4 separate regions of the Homo sapiens genome follow, and regions 2, 3 and 4 are each linked to region 1. The links are chromatin contacts, found by Hi-C or POLR2A ChIA-PET in ENCODE. All regions are on one chromosome and are shown on one strand. Each heading gives the region's core, a stretch centred on a gene start or an enhancer-like site at or near the end of the contact. The rest is flanking DNA. Distances are from core to core; before and after follow the strand shown. Region 1 holds the start of DENND1A (DENN domain containing 1A). Region 2 has its middle 39 kb from the start of NEK6. Region 3 holds the start of NEK6 (NIMA related kinase 6). Region 4 has its middle 60 kb from the start of NEK6.

Evidence for each region. A loop is a pair of places that touch in the nucleus more often than their neighbours do. ChIA-PET counts read pairs that join two places held with the same protein, here RNA polymerase II (POLR2A). Pooled maps may share reads with other maps.
Region 2: a loop to region 1 is called in a pooled map, with 3 times the contacts of the local background. The contact joins the enhancer-like site here to the promoter of DENND1A in region 1. A Hi-C loop is called at or near these places in 7 of 37 single-sample maps with no recorded cell type and 10 of 50 pooled maps.
Region 3: a pooled map shows a loop between it and region 1 (6-fold over the local background). The contact joins the promoter of NEK6 here to the promoter of DENND1A in region 1. A Hi-C loop is called at or near these places in 4 of 37 single-sample maps with no recorded cell type and 9 of 50 pooled maps. POLR2A ChIA-PET finds 5 or more read pairs at or near these places in 1 of 52 experiments (GM10248).
Region 4: a loop to region 1 is called in a map with no recorded cell type, with 9 times the contacts of the local background. The contact joins the enhancer-like site here to the promoter of DENND1A in region 1. A Hi-C loop is called at or near these places in 8 of 37 single-sample maps with no recorded cell type and 10 of 50 pooled maps.

What each region holds. Positions count from the first base shown.
Region 1 is chr9:123,928,359-123,931,813 of GRCh38, reverse strand. It overlaps DENND1A (DENN domain containing 1A), which reads left to right and starts at 1,688. Exons shown (of 24, transcript NM_001352964.2): 1 at 1,688-1,925. The coding sequence starts at 1,909. RefSeq lists a silencer at 1,462-1,951 and enhancers at 2,302-2,501, 2,131-2,816, 2,752-2,831.
Region 2 is chr9:124,216,984-124,220,710 of GRCh38, reverse strand. No RefSeq gene overlaps it. Among named protein-coding and RNA genes, the nearest start is that of NEK6, 39 kb to the left of the region's middle. RefSeq lists enhancers at 1,602-1,961, 2,532-2,691, 3,601-3,680. Within about 2 kb of position 1,895, at least 16 of the 41 ENCODE cell types and tissues checked have a DNase peak (open chromatin) inside an H3K27ac peak, as active enhancers do.
Region 3 is chr9:124,255,723-124,259,421 of GRCh38, reverse strand. It overlaps NEK6 (NIMA related kinase 6), which reads right to left and starts at 1,473. Exons shown (of 10, transcript NM_014397.6): 1 at 1,337-1,473. It overlaps LOC613206 (a long non-coding RNA gene), which reads left to right. Exons shown (of 2, transcript NR_149024.1): 2 at 1-212. RefSeq lists an enhancer at 1-856 and silencers at 894-1,263, 1,324-1,453.
Region 4 is chr9:124,195,760-124,199,684 of GRCh38, reverse strand. No RefSeq gene overlaps it. Among named protein-coding and RNA genes, the nearest start is that of NEK6, 60 kb to the left of the region's middle. Within about 2 kb of position 2,149, at least 9 of the 41 ENCODE cell types and tissues checked have a DNase peak (open chromatin) inside an H3K27ac peak, as active enhancers do.

The DNA.
Region 1 (3,455 bases), core at 439-2,938:
TTGTGGCCAGGATGGCTACAACCTCCTTTGAAAAGCAGCCAGCTTTGCCCTCCACCAATAACTTTGTTTTATTTATAGTCTCCTGCTCAGAGCTTTTGAACTGGCTCCCATTCCAGGGAAGATCTTGATAGCAACTGTTCCTTGGAGAAGTTTCATAGGTGAATAAACACCACAGAGCTCCTGCCTGTCTAGCAGAGCTTTGCTCCTGGGGGTGTTTACAAGTCGGTATTGGTGTCTGGGTGCATAAGACTTTAAATTCAAAATGACAGTTTGGACATTTTCACTTTTTTTTTGGTTTTCATTTTAAAAAGTTTACCCTTTGACTTCAACAACCTAAAGGCAGAGGCAAAAGGGAGAAACTATCTTTATTCAGAAGGTGACTCCAACAGAAGAAGTCTTCTACGACTTATCTTCTGGCTTTCTTTCCTCCCATCCTGGCCGGGAGCTAGGACGCAGGACCAGTTACGTAGAGGCTATGGGGTGGGGGTAGGGTGGGGAGGCACTCCATGCATTTATAAGAACTAAAATGGCAGAAGTGATGAATGGCATTTCGGGACAGAAAATTGGAAAAAAAAAAAAAAAAAGGAAAAAAAGCCTAATATTAAAAATGTCTTTGGACTTGTGGCCAAAGGTGCCACCTTAAAGCATGACTATGTCACAGGTGTCTGGAATGATTCAGTCTGGACACTAATCTTGGCTTCTTCACTCGTTGCTAGTTATGTGACCTTGGGAATGTGGCTCAGTTTCCTCTTTGTAAATTAGGGAGATGAACACAGGATTATTGTGAGGATTGGCACTAATGATGTACGGAAATACTGTGTCTGATGCAGAAAGGGCACTCACCCGCTCATTAAAGGGTGGCTAATGGTAGCTGTGATTATTGCTTCCTTTATGATCCCTCTGGCCCTAGAGGGGATGAAATTGAGGTGTTCATGGAAGTGAATCCCAAGGGGGAGCAGGGGTAGGTAGCAGGCTGGTGATCTCGGCTCTCAAATCCTTTCATTTGCATTGAGTTAATCTCTATCAGGGACTGTTGTGTTAACAGGAGGCTTCGATGTTGGAGTTCCCAAAACGGCTGATAAAGGGAGGCAGAGGTCCTCAGCGGGAGGGCAGAGCTGAGCCACCACGTGGGTCCACGAAGCCCCCAGGTGGCTTTCCTGTAGGTATGTGGGGTCTCCTTCAAGCTCTAAGGGGAAAGGAAGAGGAAAGGCCTTCAGATGGGGAAGTGGACGGTGTGATGGAGAAGAGGTTCTGCACGGAACTTACTGGAAGGTGCGGGATGTTAAAGGGAAAACGTGTTTTCATGGAGGCCTGGGCGGGGGATTAGCTCTCCGTTAGAGAGGCTGGGTGGGAGGCCTCCAATGGGAGGATTGGTGGCGGTTTCATCGGGAGGGCTTGGGGTCTCCATGAGAGGATTAGGGTCTCTTCAGGGCGGCTGTGAGTGGAGGTTTCCAGCGGGGCGCAGTGGGGTGCAGATGTGTAAGGGCCTGCAACGGAACGCCAGAGTCCTCCGGGGCCCGCGCCCTGGGAGACGTGCGGGTGACCGCGCTCCCGCCCCGCCCCCACCGGCCACGGCCCCGCCCCCGCGAGCGGACTACACTTCCCAGCAGCCCCAGCGGGCAGCGGCGGCGGCAGCGCGGGCGGGAGGGGCGGTGGTGAGAGGCGGAGGGGGCGGCGCGCGCCGGGCACGCGCGCCGGCGACCATGGCGTTCGCCGGGCTGGAGCGAGTACATTAACCCCTGGAGGCGGCGGCGGCGGCGAGGGAGCGAGCCTCGAGCGGGCGGGCCCCAGCCTGAGGGAAGGGAGGAAGGGGCGGGGAGAGCGCCAGAGGGAGGCCGGTCGGCCGCGGGCGGGCGGGCAGCGCAGCGCCGAGCGGGGCCCGCGGGCCCATGAGGAGGCCTGGGGACCATGGGCTCCAGGATCAAGTGAGTGCGGCCGGGCCGGGCGGAGCCGGGCCGGGCGCGGGGCGGCGAGGCCGGGCCAGGGCTGCAGGCCGCGGGCCGCGCGGGGGACTTGTTGCCGAGACCAGAGGGGCGCCCCGCGTGACGCCGGCACGCGGGGAGGGGGACGGTTGCTATGGCGATCCAGGGAGGCGCGGGGGCGGGGTGCGCGCGGGGTGGCAGGGCGCCGGGGGTCAGGTGTCCCCTCCTCACCTGGGGGTCGGAACAGCTGAGATTACAGGGCGGCCCCCTCCCCGGGTTTACGGAGAGCCCCTGAAAATGGTCCTTCAACTGTGGGGAAGGGGAGTGGGAAAGCCCCGGAAGCACCTCCCCATGTTTGGGCATGTTTGGGGCGCCCCTGAAAGTTGGCAGGTCCGGAGAGGTTGCAGCCTGGCCGCTTGAGGCCTGCGGCCCCCACAGAAGTCGCGTGAGGTTCTTAGAGGGAGGGGCCGCTCATGGTGTGGCCACCTAAGGTGTGGATGGCCGGGGAGGAAGGCCTGTCTCTCTATTTCCCCCCTCTTATCTGTGAAAATCTCCACGCAGCAAGGTCCAAAGGCTGTGAAGGAGGATACCTCTGTGTTGTAACCGAGCACCTGCTCTTGATAATCGTTGGAAAGGCTTTGTAACTCAATCTGGCGAATTCCCTCACTCATTCATTCACCTGGAGTTCCCGGTGGAGGGTTAGCTTTCCGGGGAAATTGTTGATACATGTAACTTCAGAATCCACTGAAACATTGTTGCTGTCCTTGTAGACTTAGAAGTTGACTTTGGAAAGTGCAACTCTTAAGCGGTCCAATTTGGGTGTGTGGCTTTCGACTCTATCTCCCCTCCCAGCCAGGTCCTCTTGTGGCCTCTCCCTTCCTCTGCCCCAGAACTGGAGATGTTTTATCTCTAATTACTAACAAATGTTCACTTTTTCCTCTGTGACTAATAGAATTGTTTAAGGGCATTAAAAAGCAAAGTTGACAGCATAGGCTTTTCTGTAAAACAACTTTCCTAGGACACTTTAAACCCTCTTACAAGAAAGTTTGTGGAATGTGTTTATTTCAGCATTTTGAGAATTGTACTAGGGAAGTTTGAAAGGAGAAGGGCCTTAAGGGTGAAACTAATAATTATTCAAACATTGCATCTCATGTCCAGGTGATGCCCGTGCAGTGTGACCCTTGCCCAGCCTTGCAGTCCCCCGTGTGGTTAGGCTTCTCATTTACAAAATATGTATGAGATGCGCTGCAGCAGCCTTGAGACATCTGCTGAATGAAACTAGAAAAGTTTGCTTATGGTAATGAAAATGGAAGAGTCGCATGAACACTCTGTTAAATCTTTATTTTTGTGGAAATGAGAAAAAAGTTAGAAGCATGCTCCAAACAAGAGCTTGAGAGGCTTGGGAGGTAAAAAGATGTCGTTTGTGAAACATTGGGATTAAAGAGGCACTCAAGTTTAGCTCCTGCTTCCAAGTAAGAGTTGTAAACTTGGATTTCAATAGCACTTAGAAACACTTTCCAGAAGCCAACTTAG
Region 2 (3,727 bases), core at 646-3,145, 290 kb before region 1:
ATCTGAGTTGGAGGCCCTGGGTAAAATTCTGAGAAGGAGAGCGGCGTTGAGCTTGAGTGAGGCTGACTGGGGAGAGAGCTGTTGATGGTGAAATGGGAAGGGGGCATAGTGTAATGGTTAAGGGTGGGACTTAGGAGCCCAACAGTTTGGTTCAGATCAGCTCTGCCATTTACTAGTTGCGTGACTTGATCTCTCCATGCCTCAGTTTTCTCTTCTGTTAAATAGGAGTCATAGTGATCACAGTACTTGCTTCATAGAACTGTCATGAGAACTAGCGTGTTGCATAAGCGATTGCTAGGATCATTGTTGAGTCCTTACGCTGAGCCAGTACTCTACCAAACACTCTACCTACATTATCCTATTTCATTCTTAAAAACAAAATATCGGCCGGGCACTGTGGCTCACGCCTGTAATCCCAGCACTTTGGGAGGCTGAGGCAGGTGGATAACGAGGTCAGGAGATGGAGACCGTCCTGGCTAACACAGTGAAACCCCGTCTCTACTAAAAATACAAAAAATTAGCTGGGCGTGCTTGCAGGCGCCTGTAGTCCCAGTTACTTGGGAGGCTGAGGCAGGAAAATGGCCTGAACCCGGGAAGCGGAGCTTGCAGTGAGCCGAGATCGCGCCACTGCACTCCAGCCTGGAAGACAGAGTGAGATTCTGTCTCAAAAAAAAATATCGGCCAGGCGCGGTGGCTCACACCTGTAATCTCAGCACTTTGGGAGGCCAAAGTGGGCGGATCACCTGAGGTCAGAAGTTGGAGACCAGCCTGGCCAACATGGCAAAACCTCGTCTCTACTAAAAATACAAAAATTAGCCGGGTGTGGTAGCACATGCCTGTAATCCCAGCTACTAGGGAGGCTGAGGCAGGAGAATTGTTTGAACCCAGGGGGCGGAGGTTGCAGCAAATCGAGATCACGCCACTGCACTCCAGCCTGGGCGACAGAGGGAGATTCCATCTAAAAAATAAAAAAATAAATTAAAAAAGGTCCTTTTTATTCCCATTTTTACATGTGAAAATACTGAAGCTCTGAGACATAAAGCAACTAGGTTGAGGACGAGCATCAGTAGGAAGTAGAATATGACTGCAAAGTCCTATCCCTGGGCGGCTGCACCATTCCCTGTTTTGTTTCTCAGTCCTTCCATTGGAAGACAAGCCCCTGTATTAAATCCCTTCTGTTCAAAACCTAGGGCATTTCAGGCTTCCTGATGAGATGCTGCCTGATACAGTAGTTACTGTTTATTGTGGGTTTCCTGGGAACGGGCACTCTTCTATGCACTTTACATACAGTAATGTATCTAATCATGCCCTGCTCATCCTATGCATTAAGTGCTATGATCTCACTCGACAGCAGAGGAAGGAGAGGGGAAGCCACTTGCCTGGGATCCTGCAGCTCATGAGGGGCAGAGCTGGGGTTTGAGGACATGAGGTTCAAATCCAGAATCCACATCCTGACCCATGGCAGGAGACCACCCTACTTGCTGTTGGCCATCACTACTGCCAGGCAGCAGCCAGCCCACCAGAGCCTGGCCCTGGTGGCAACCAGTTAGCCTCTGTGACCTCCCCATCTGACTCCATCTTCCCCCTCTGCTGTGGACCTTGTCTAATTTCTACCCACTTCAGAGACTAGGACAAAGATGGCATCTCCAAGGCATTCTCTTCTCCAAGCTGAAGACCCCTGTGTCTGGGAGGGGCTGGGAGGTGAGGTGGGGCCTTCCTGGAGGATACTAAAAGGGCTCCTAACCCTGGTGTCTCTTCCCTCCCAGCCTGTCCCTCTTATGCCACTCATGGCATCAATCCGTCCAGAGGGACACTCCGATGACTCACCCACCACAGCACTTTCACTTCCTTCTTCTCCAGAGGAGGCGTCTGACCTGCTGCAGCTGCACTGAAGGGCCTCTTCTCAGGGGCTTCCAAGGCTATAGGGGGCGGCCAGGGGCCCTGCTGCAGCCTTGAGGTCCAGGCCTGGGGCCTAGAGTGCTGCCTCTGTAGGGAGCAGAGTGACCGGAGGGGCTTTGGGCCTCCTTGCTAGAGACTGGCTTCAGCTGAACCCTGTCCAAATTGTCAGTCACCCTCAACACCCATGCAGGGTTGGCACACAGGGAGATGGACCTTGAGTTTTTTTTTGAGACAGAGTCTCACTCTGTCGCCTAGGCTGCAGTGCAGTGCAGTGGTGCGATCACAGTTCACTGCAGTCTCCACTAACGGGGCTCAAGCAATTCTCCCACCTCAGCCTCTCGAGTAGCTGGGATGACAGGTGCATGCCACAACGCCCAGTTAATTTTTGTAGAGATGGGGTTTTACCATGTTGCCCAGGCTGGTCTTGAACTCCTGGGCCCAAGCGATCCGCCCACCTCAGCCTCCAAAAGTATTGGGATTACAAGGGTGAGCCACCATACCCAGCTGACCTGGAGTTTTAAAGCTGGAGTTGTATCTCTCATACTTCCTGATGGCATTGAAGGGACCCATATTCATTCATTCACTCATTCATTTACTCCTTTATTCCCTCATGTAACAAATCTGTCCTGGGCTTCTATATACCAAGCAGTCCCTAGGGTACCAAGAAACCAGGGCTCGCCCTCTGCCCATGAGGAGCTCATGGCCCATCTATGGGTGGGGGTTGTGGGAGTGGCGGGTAGCAGGGCGGATCCATAAATAGAAAACCCCGGTACAGTGAAAGCGGGCCTTGGAGAGGGCTGGGGAAGCCCAGGCAGTGCAGTGGTTGTGGTTAAGTCACAGGGCACCGCAGGGTGGACCTAGGATTTGTGAAGTCTGAAGCTTTTCAATTTTGGAAGCCCCATCTGTAGAAACAGAATACAAAATTAGATTCAAAAGCATTTATTTAGAAGGAGAAAACAAAACCCAAGACAGTATCAAGGGCTTGGAGATACTTCTGAGATCCCTTCACACAGTTTACCAGAAATGTTTACATGGAAATGCTTCCTCATTACAAGCTGGTTTCCCTCTCTCCCTAGAGTACTCTATAGCTCCCAGCTACTCCAGGGGTGCTGGGAAGGGCAAGGCTGAAAATGAAGCTTTGCTAGGGTCACAATGCAGCCTCCTTGGAGCAGGCAAGTTGCACAACACTGATCCCATCCCAGTCTCAGAGGATAGTGCATGGTTCAATGACCTAGCTGTGGAGTCAGACCTGGGTCACACTCCCCACTCAGCCATTTTCTGACTATGCCACCTTGGGGAAGTTGCTCATCTCTGAGCCTTGGTTCACTCGTCTGTAACATGAAGCTATTGATAGAACCACACATTGTGTTTTTGTAAACATTCAATGAGATCATCCATGCAGAGCAGTTCATAAACATGAAGCACTGGATGAACGCCACTGTCACAGTGAATGCCACTATTCATGATGAAGGTCTGTGGCTGTCTTGTCCTGCCTCTCTCTCTCTCTCTCTCTCTCTCTGTGTGTGTGTGTGTGTGTGTGTGTGTGTGTGTGTGTGTGTGTGGTGGGTGGTCAGGGAAGGCTTCCCAGAAGAGGTGACATTGGTGTTGGGCCCTAAAGGAAAATGTAGAGAAGGGCATTCCAGGCAAAGAGAATGGTGCATGAAGTGACTGGTGTCTTGAGGAAGGGAAGAAGCCCAGCCAGCCAGGAGCAACCTAGAGGGATTCTCTAGCCTCTGGGTGGCCATATTAGGGCTGGGCCTGAGCTTCCCAGGCCCTCCTGGTTGCAGCCCCAAGGCTGCAGCCTGGCAGAGGCCAACTGTTGTGTCTG
Region 3 (3,699 bases), core at 224-2,723, 330 kb before region 1:
TCCGGGGCAGGCGCTTCCAGACGGCTCTGCGTCCCTTTCAATGAAATTCTTCTTCCATTAACGACAGGGTTTTTAAACGTGCCTCCAAGACCTGCCTGCACGTACTGTACACCAAACTAAGGCGACATTTTCCCCCAAAAAAGGCAAGCTGAATTTGGAAAAGTCAGACCAACTAGGGAGCTCTGGAATTTCTAAAGTTTGCCTTAAAGCAATTAAGACTTTCAGCTGCAAAGATTTTCAACAGTTAGAGAGCACGCACACACACAAAAGCCTGTCAGTCAAAACTGCAAGGACAGACCTCGGAAGCTGGTGTCCCAAGCCCGCTGTGATCAATTTGTTACTGTCCTGGGATTCACACTTGGAGCCTAGGAGAGGTATAAATAAATCAAAAGATCCGTCTACTTAGCAGGGCAGGCAGAGAGGCCCCCACATACACAGGCAAGTCTAGGGTCAGCCCCCCAGGCCTGGCTGGAGAGAGACAAGAACAAAGACAGGAGAGCCTGGAGGATATTTAGGAAAACACACGTCCTCGGGTGCCCGGCCGAGGGGCCCACCACAGCCTCCGCTCGCCCAGCCTGTGTATGCAGAGAGGGTCCTGCCAGTGGCCCTGCCGCAGCCTGGCTCTAAGACCTTTGCCTCTGTCAGGCCCAGCCAGGCTCTGAGTCTGCCCTCCTGGCCCCTGGTTCACCGGATCAGGCCCAGCCCCGACCCCCAGCCCATGCCAGGCCGCTTCTCTCTCCACGGGCTCCCTGGCTCGGGGGCCATCACTGTGCAAAGGCCTGGTGGGCGCAAAGGGGGCCGGCCCCTCAACCTCAGTAATAAACACGCTCGCACGGCCCTGCACACTCGTTATACTCACACCCACACAGGCATACTTTCGCCCTTCTAGGCTCACGCATGTGCTTGCACACAAATCACTTTGGAATGCACACACGTGCACACACACACTCCCTGAGACCCGCACGTACTCCCTGCGGCGCCCGGCACACTCCTCCGCCCGTCGTCCCCACTCGGGAAGTGGGTAGCGGGGAGCCATGCCCGCGTCCCCGCACGCACTCACCCCAACAACGCCACCAGACGCTCCGGGGTGCACACGCACACCCGCCGGGGACGCGCACACCCCGGGACACGCGGACACGCCGCCCCCGCCCGCCCGGCCGCCGACACGCTCAGCCCCGCGCGGCCACACTCGCGCCCGCCTCCCGCTCTCCCCCGCGGAGCCGTGGGCGCGCGCCCGCCCTCGGCCCGGCTGGGGGTGACGGCCCCGCCGCCCGGCCCCCGCCCTTCTCCGGGCCGCGGGGCCCCACCGGCCCGGCCCCAGCCCCAGGCGACTCACCGGCGCGCGGGCGGGCTCGGCTGCCGCTGGGGGACCGGTGCGCTGGCCCGCGGGCGGCTGGAGCGGTGCGTCCCACACGAGTTTGCGGCGCAGCGGCCGCACGCCCGTCAGCTCGGTTCCGCCGCCGCCGCCACCGCCTGCGCGGGCCCGCGCGCCCGCGCGCCCGCCCCTCCCCGCCGCGGGGCCGCGCCGCCCCCAGCGCTCGTGCGCGCTGCCGCCACGCAAGCTTGAGGGGCGGGGGGCGCCCCGGCGGCGTCCTTCCTGGGCCTGGACCCCTCGACTCCGCCGAGTTCTGCGGCCGATCCGCTCGGCCGAGGAACCCCTTCCCCATTTCAGAGATGGGAAGACTGAGGCCCAGACTCACAGGGCGCAGGCCGGCGTCTCCCCATCTTCTCCGGCTCTAGACTTATGATGAGGGTCTGCAGTCAGCCAACCCTTGGACTCCTGTGCGTCTTCGGATTCCCCATCGCCTAGCATTGCTCCTACCACAGCCCTAGTCATACTGAAATTGGCACAGTAACAAGCACTTATTGTGCACCAGCTGAATGCAGGCACTGAAGTAGGCTCCAAGAGTATTCCGATGAGGGGAAGGCCCTGCCCCCTGCCCTCAAAGTGCCAGCGACTCTTCATCTGGAGCTCCCACTTCCTGTGGCCCCCGGGGGACCAGCAAGAGCCAATGTGCAGAGGTTTCTGGAAGTAGTAAAAGTCCCCACTAAAGAATGTTGAACGCCCCCTCTAGAAGTCAGAGCCTCCCTGAGACCCAAGCAGCTCAGTTCTCACTTCACCTCCTCCCCGCACCGAGAGCGGCCGCTCCTGGCTGGGCTGTTTCCACCCCTGCTGCCTCCCCTCCACATTCAAAACTGTGCTGCACCCCAGGAGGGCTGGAGCCAGGGACACTGACTGCCTGCTTGGGCGCAGCACTGTACTGGGCACAGGGTGAATGCCCGTCTGGCTTCTGTTTGCCAAATGAGTGGAAGTGCTTCAACTGGCCGTGATCTGTAATAATGACACCAACGGAGCGTCCACCACGTGTGCCAACGTTACCCTTGTGCCCATTTTACAGATGGGCTTTGAGGCTTAGAAATGAAATTTCAGGCTGGGTGCGGTGGCTCACACCTGTAATCCCAGTACTATGGGAGGCTGAGGTGGGAGGATGCCTTGAGGCTGGGAGTTTGAGGCCAGCCTGGGCAATATAGCAAAACCCCATGTCTACAGAAAAATGTAAGAATTAGCTGGGTGTGGTAGTGCCTGCCTGCAGTCCCAGCTACTCGGGACGCTGAGGCGGGAGGGTCTCTTGAGCATAGGAGTTAGCAGCTGCAGTGAGCTATGATCGCACCACTGCACTCCAACCTGGACAACAACAATAAAAAGCAAATTCTTTTGTTCAAAGTCACCCAGATGGTAAGTGGTTGAGCTGGAAAGTGCACGGCAGATTGTCTAATTCCAGTGCCTGTGTGGCCAATCACTAGGCAGCCCTGCCTCAGGAACAGCATAGCCCTGGGCTTCTGGAACAAGAGGGCAGACGAGGCAGCAGCTGGCCCACAGGAGCGGGCCTGGTCCCAGCTCTTGTGGATGAAAATGCAGACATCACAAACCAATGGGGAGGAAATGGATTGTTCTGCAAATTGTTTAGCCGTTTAGCTGGAGATCTGTTTACAGCCTTGCCTCCCATGATATACACCACAATAAATGTCAGACAGATTGAAAAGTTAAATAGAAGAAATAAACACTGCAACAAATAATAGAAAGAAATCGAAGTTCTGAGACAGCGTATTGCAGTGTTACTAGAGGATTTGTGATACTGGCCATATTCATGCAGCAAACATTAGTTCAGTCATTGGTTCACCCGACACATCTATGAGCACCTTCCATGGGCCAGGTACTTTTCTAGGCACTGGGATAAAGGAGTGAACAAAATATGGCCCTTTCTTGGGGCTTCAGTCAAGGGGGAGGGATGGGGTGGGAGGAAGACACTGAATATCTGCCATTTCAAGGATAAGAAGTTTGGGCCGGGCGCGGTGGCTCACGCCTGTAATCCCAGCACTTTGGGAGGCCGACGCAGGCGGATCACAAGGTCAGGAGATCGAGACCATCCTGGATAACACGGTGAAACCCTGTCTCTACTAAAAATACAAAAAAATAGCCGGGCATGGTGGCAGGCGCCTGTAGTCCCAGCTACTTGGGAGGCTGAGGCAGGAGAATGGCGTGAACCCGGGAGGCGAAGTTTGCAGTGAGCCGAGATCGCGCCACTACACTCCAGCCTCAGTGACAGAGCGAGACTCTGTCTCCAAAAAAAAAAAAAAAAGAAGTTTGGTGGAGAAATAACTCGGAAGGGTAGGAGGACCCAGGGGTGCTTTTTTATA
Region 4 (3,925 bases), core at 900-3,399, 270 kb before region 1:
GCCCAGCACACCATTCAGGATGTATACTCACCCAGGGCAGGTGGAGGCCTGTGAATATTTATGGACCAGTACCCCAACCTATCATACAGCCATGGACATAACTGACCCAGGAACAGCCCTGCTGGCCTTCAGTTTTCCCCTCTGTGAGACAGGAGTGTCTACCAGTCGAGTTAGAGTTTTTCTATTTGTAGCCGAGATGGAAGCTGGGTCGTGGGGTGGCGTGGGTGGCTGCAGGGCCTCCTAGGGGAAATGTACCATGAGAAAATATGGATTCTGGAGTAAGCAATAGGGCCTGAACAAAAAGGAGAGTTCCAGACTTGAGGTGGTGGCTGGGACTTGAACCCCCAACCCCATCCTCCTGCCGAGGTGTGTGCTGCACCCAAGGGAAAAGCTAGCTCTAGGTTTTTGAACTTAGAAAGCAGCTTCATCAACTTCTGCATTGGGGCTTAAGCACCTCCAGGTAGAGACCTCCTGAGTGAGCATAAAGCTTTCCATCACAGACCCAGGAGCTGCCCAGGTCTTAGGGGCTGGAGCTGTCAGGAAGGGTCTGGCGCTGGGTCAAGGCACAGGAAAGGTCTGTGTGGAACAGAGGCTGGTGCAGCAAAGGCTCAGGGGCCAGGGCCTGGGTGCGGTGGCTCATGCCTGTAATCCCAGTACTTTGGGAGGCCAAGGCAGGTGGGTCACCAGGAGTTCAAGACCAGCCTGGCCAACGTGGTGAAACCCCAGCTCTACTAAAAATACAAAAATTAGCTGGGTGTGGTGGTGGGCAAGTGTAATCCCAGTTACTTGGAGGCTGACCTGGGAGAAACGCTTGAACCTGGGAGGCAGTGGTTGCAGTGAGCCGAGATCATGCCACTGCACTCCAGCCTGGGCAACAGAGCAAGACTCTGTCTCAAAAAGAAAACAAAAAGCAAAAAACATGCTCAGAGGCCAGCCCAGCTGAGGTGCCCTGGTCAGATTCATAGGTCCATGGAAGACTCCATTTGGGAACAACCCGAACTCTCTTGTTGGGGCAGAAGGTGGGAGATTTGTGGTAGACTAGGGTTCTGGGACAAGGAGGTGGGCCTTGGGGCTGGGTGCTGGATGTGCCTCTCCACGTGATCTTCTTGCACCCAAAGGACATGGTGAGGCCTGTTCAGCCTTATGTCATGGCCTGAGGTTCCCAAGTTCAACACCCACATCTTCCATAGATACAGAAGTCCCCAGTGGTCAGCCTCCAGTAAGAAGAGAGTAGGCAGCGGGGAACGCTGGCTTAATAAATAAGAAAATAACAAAAATAAGAAGAAACGGGCCAGGTGTGGTGTCTCATTCCTGTAATCCCAGCAATTTGGGAGGCTGAGGTGGGCAGGTGACTTGAGGTCGGGAGTTTGAGACCAGCCTTGCCAACATGGTGAAACCCCGTCTACCAAAAACACAAAAATTAGCCAGGTGTGGTGGTGCATGCCTGTAGTCCCAGCTACTTGAGAGACTGAGGCAGGAGAATCACTTGAACCTGGGAGGTGGAGGTTGTAGTGAGCCGAGATCACGCCACTGCACTCCAGCCTGGGCGACACAGCGAGACACCGTCTCAAATTAAAAAAAAAAAAAAAAAAGAAATGACATCAACAGTTGCATCTGTCCATAGTGTGTAGCGCAGCATTCAAGGAGATCCCTGAGGCATCTGGGGTGTCTGATATCCTATAGGCACCAAGGCTTCCTTAATGCTGCCCCCACCTGATTTTAGAGTGGGGACCGCAGAACAATGTCTGGTCCACAAAGAGCTCAGCCAGGCTGACCACGGAGGCTCAGTGGACTGAGAAGATGGTCAGAATGTGTGGTTTCAACAGCTAAACCCAGACACCCTGGTGTGCGTTTCTCAAATTAGCGATATGTGGGTGGTGGTAGAGGGCAGTAGATCTCACTGGTTGTAACCACAAGCATCCTGGGGCCGTACTGGCAGTGGGGGAAGATGGTGGAGGTAGGGGAAGAAGGGAGGAGTGGGGCAGGTAGGCGAGGACCACGGGAACTGTAGGACTTTAGGGAATTCAGATGTGTCATAGTCACTGTGGCCAGCAAGGCCTTGGGTCCTCTGCCCACACAACTTCATGTCGTCTTGCAACCACCCCACTGGGAGGGGCTGTTACTATCATTTCACAAATGAGGAAGCAGAGACTCAGAGACGGGAAGTACCATGTGCAGATATGAAGGGAATGGAGCTCAGCTAGCAGTCTACGTGACCGTGGCCAAGGGGCCAAGAGGACCAAAGCTCAATTCAGGTCAAAACCCGTCTCTGAGAGGGTCCAACTGGGCAGGCAGGTGTGGTGGGCATCTGTGCTCCTGGCCAGCCCTCCAGCTCCCTTCTCTTGTATCCTCCTCTCCCCTAGGTGGAACCTCAGGGGCCATATTTGTACCTCTCTGCTCCCCTAGCGACAGCTGATTAGACCAGAGGTGCAGGCTGATTTGAGCTGAGCCAATCAGCTTCTTTCTCCTGTGACTTTGGCTTTGAGAATCAGGGATACTGGGTTGCCTTCCTGGCTGGTTATTTGAAAGGAGGCATAAAGCTGGGCTGGACTGGCTGTGTTTGGCCACTTGCTCATAGAATGGCAGAGAGAAGACTCAATCATGGAAAGGTTGAAATGCAGTTATGGGAGGGAGAGACAGAGACAGGCAGAGACAAGATAGAAAGAGGCAGTCATGCAGGAGAGATACTGAGACAAGGCGGGGAGCGGGAGAGGGAGAGAGAAAGGAAGGAAAATAAGAAGGAAGACTGAGATAAAGAGAGAGATAGTCACAAGGAGCCTAAGACACTACCTCCAGATCTCCTGACAACTTTCTGGGTCCCTACTCCTGCCTTCCTGAAGCTGCTCCATGTCCAGCCTTGGATCTCTGGGACCCTCCTGTTTTAATAAATTCCCTTCTCTTCTTGGGCTGTTTTGAAGAAGCTTTCTTTCTTTTATTTTTTTTACTTGCAATTAAACCCCCTGACCTCATTGCATTCAATCTGTACATTGTTTTGGGAGTACAGATATTAATAATATTAATTCTTCTCATCCATGAGCATGAAATAGCTTTCCACTAATTTAGATCTTCAATTTCTTTATCAATGTTTTCTAGTTTTCAGTATACAAATATTACACCTCCTTGGTTAAATTTATTCCTCAGTATTTTTTTAATGCCTTTGTAGATAAGATTGCTTTCTTGATTTGTTTTTCACCTAGGCTGTTGTTTTTGTGTAGATCTGCTATTGACTTTTGTGTGTTGATTTTGCATCCTATGACTTCGCTGAATTTATTTATTAGATATAACAGGGTTTTTTTGTGTGGAATCTTTGGGATTTTCTGTATATAGAATCATGTCATCTGCAAATAGAGATCATTTTACTTCTTCCTTTCTGATTTAGATGACTTTTATTTCTTTTTCTTGTCTGATTGCTCTTGCTCATACTTCCAGTACCATGTTGAATAGAAGTGGAGAGAGTGGGCATCCTTGCCTTGTTCTAGATTTCAGTAGGAAAGTTTTTGATTGTTCCCCATTAATTATGGTGTTAGCTGTGGTTTTTTCATAAATGGCCTCTATTATGTCAAGAAACTTTCTTTCTATGCCAAAACTGTTAAGAGTTTTTATCCAGAAAGGATGCTGAACTTGGTCAAGTGCTTTTTCTGTTTCAACTGAGATGATTGTGTGGTTTTTATCTTTCATTCTGTTAATGTAACGTACCACATTGATTGATTTGTGCACATTAAACCAGTCTTGCCTGTCAGAAATAGACCCTACTTGGTTATGACATGTAGTCTTTTTTGTGTGTTCTTGATTTTGGCTTGCTTATATTTTATTAGGATTTTTACATCGATGTTCATTATAGAGATTGGCCTGTAGCTTCATTTTTTTGTGTGGTATCTTTGTCTGGCTTAGGTATTAAGGTGATTCTGGCCTCATAACAAGTGTT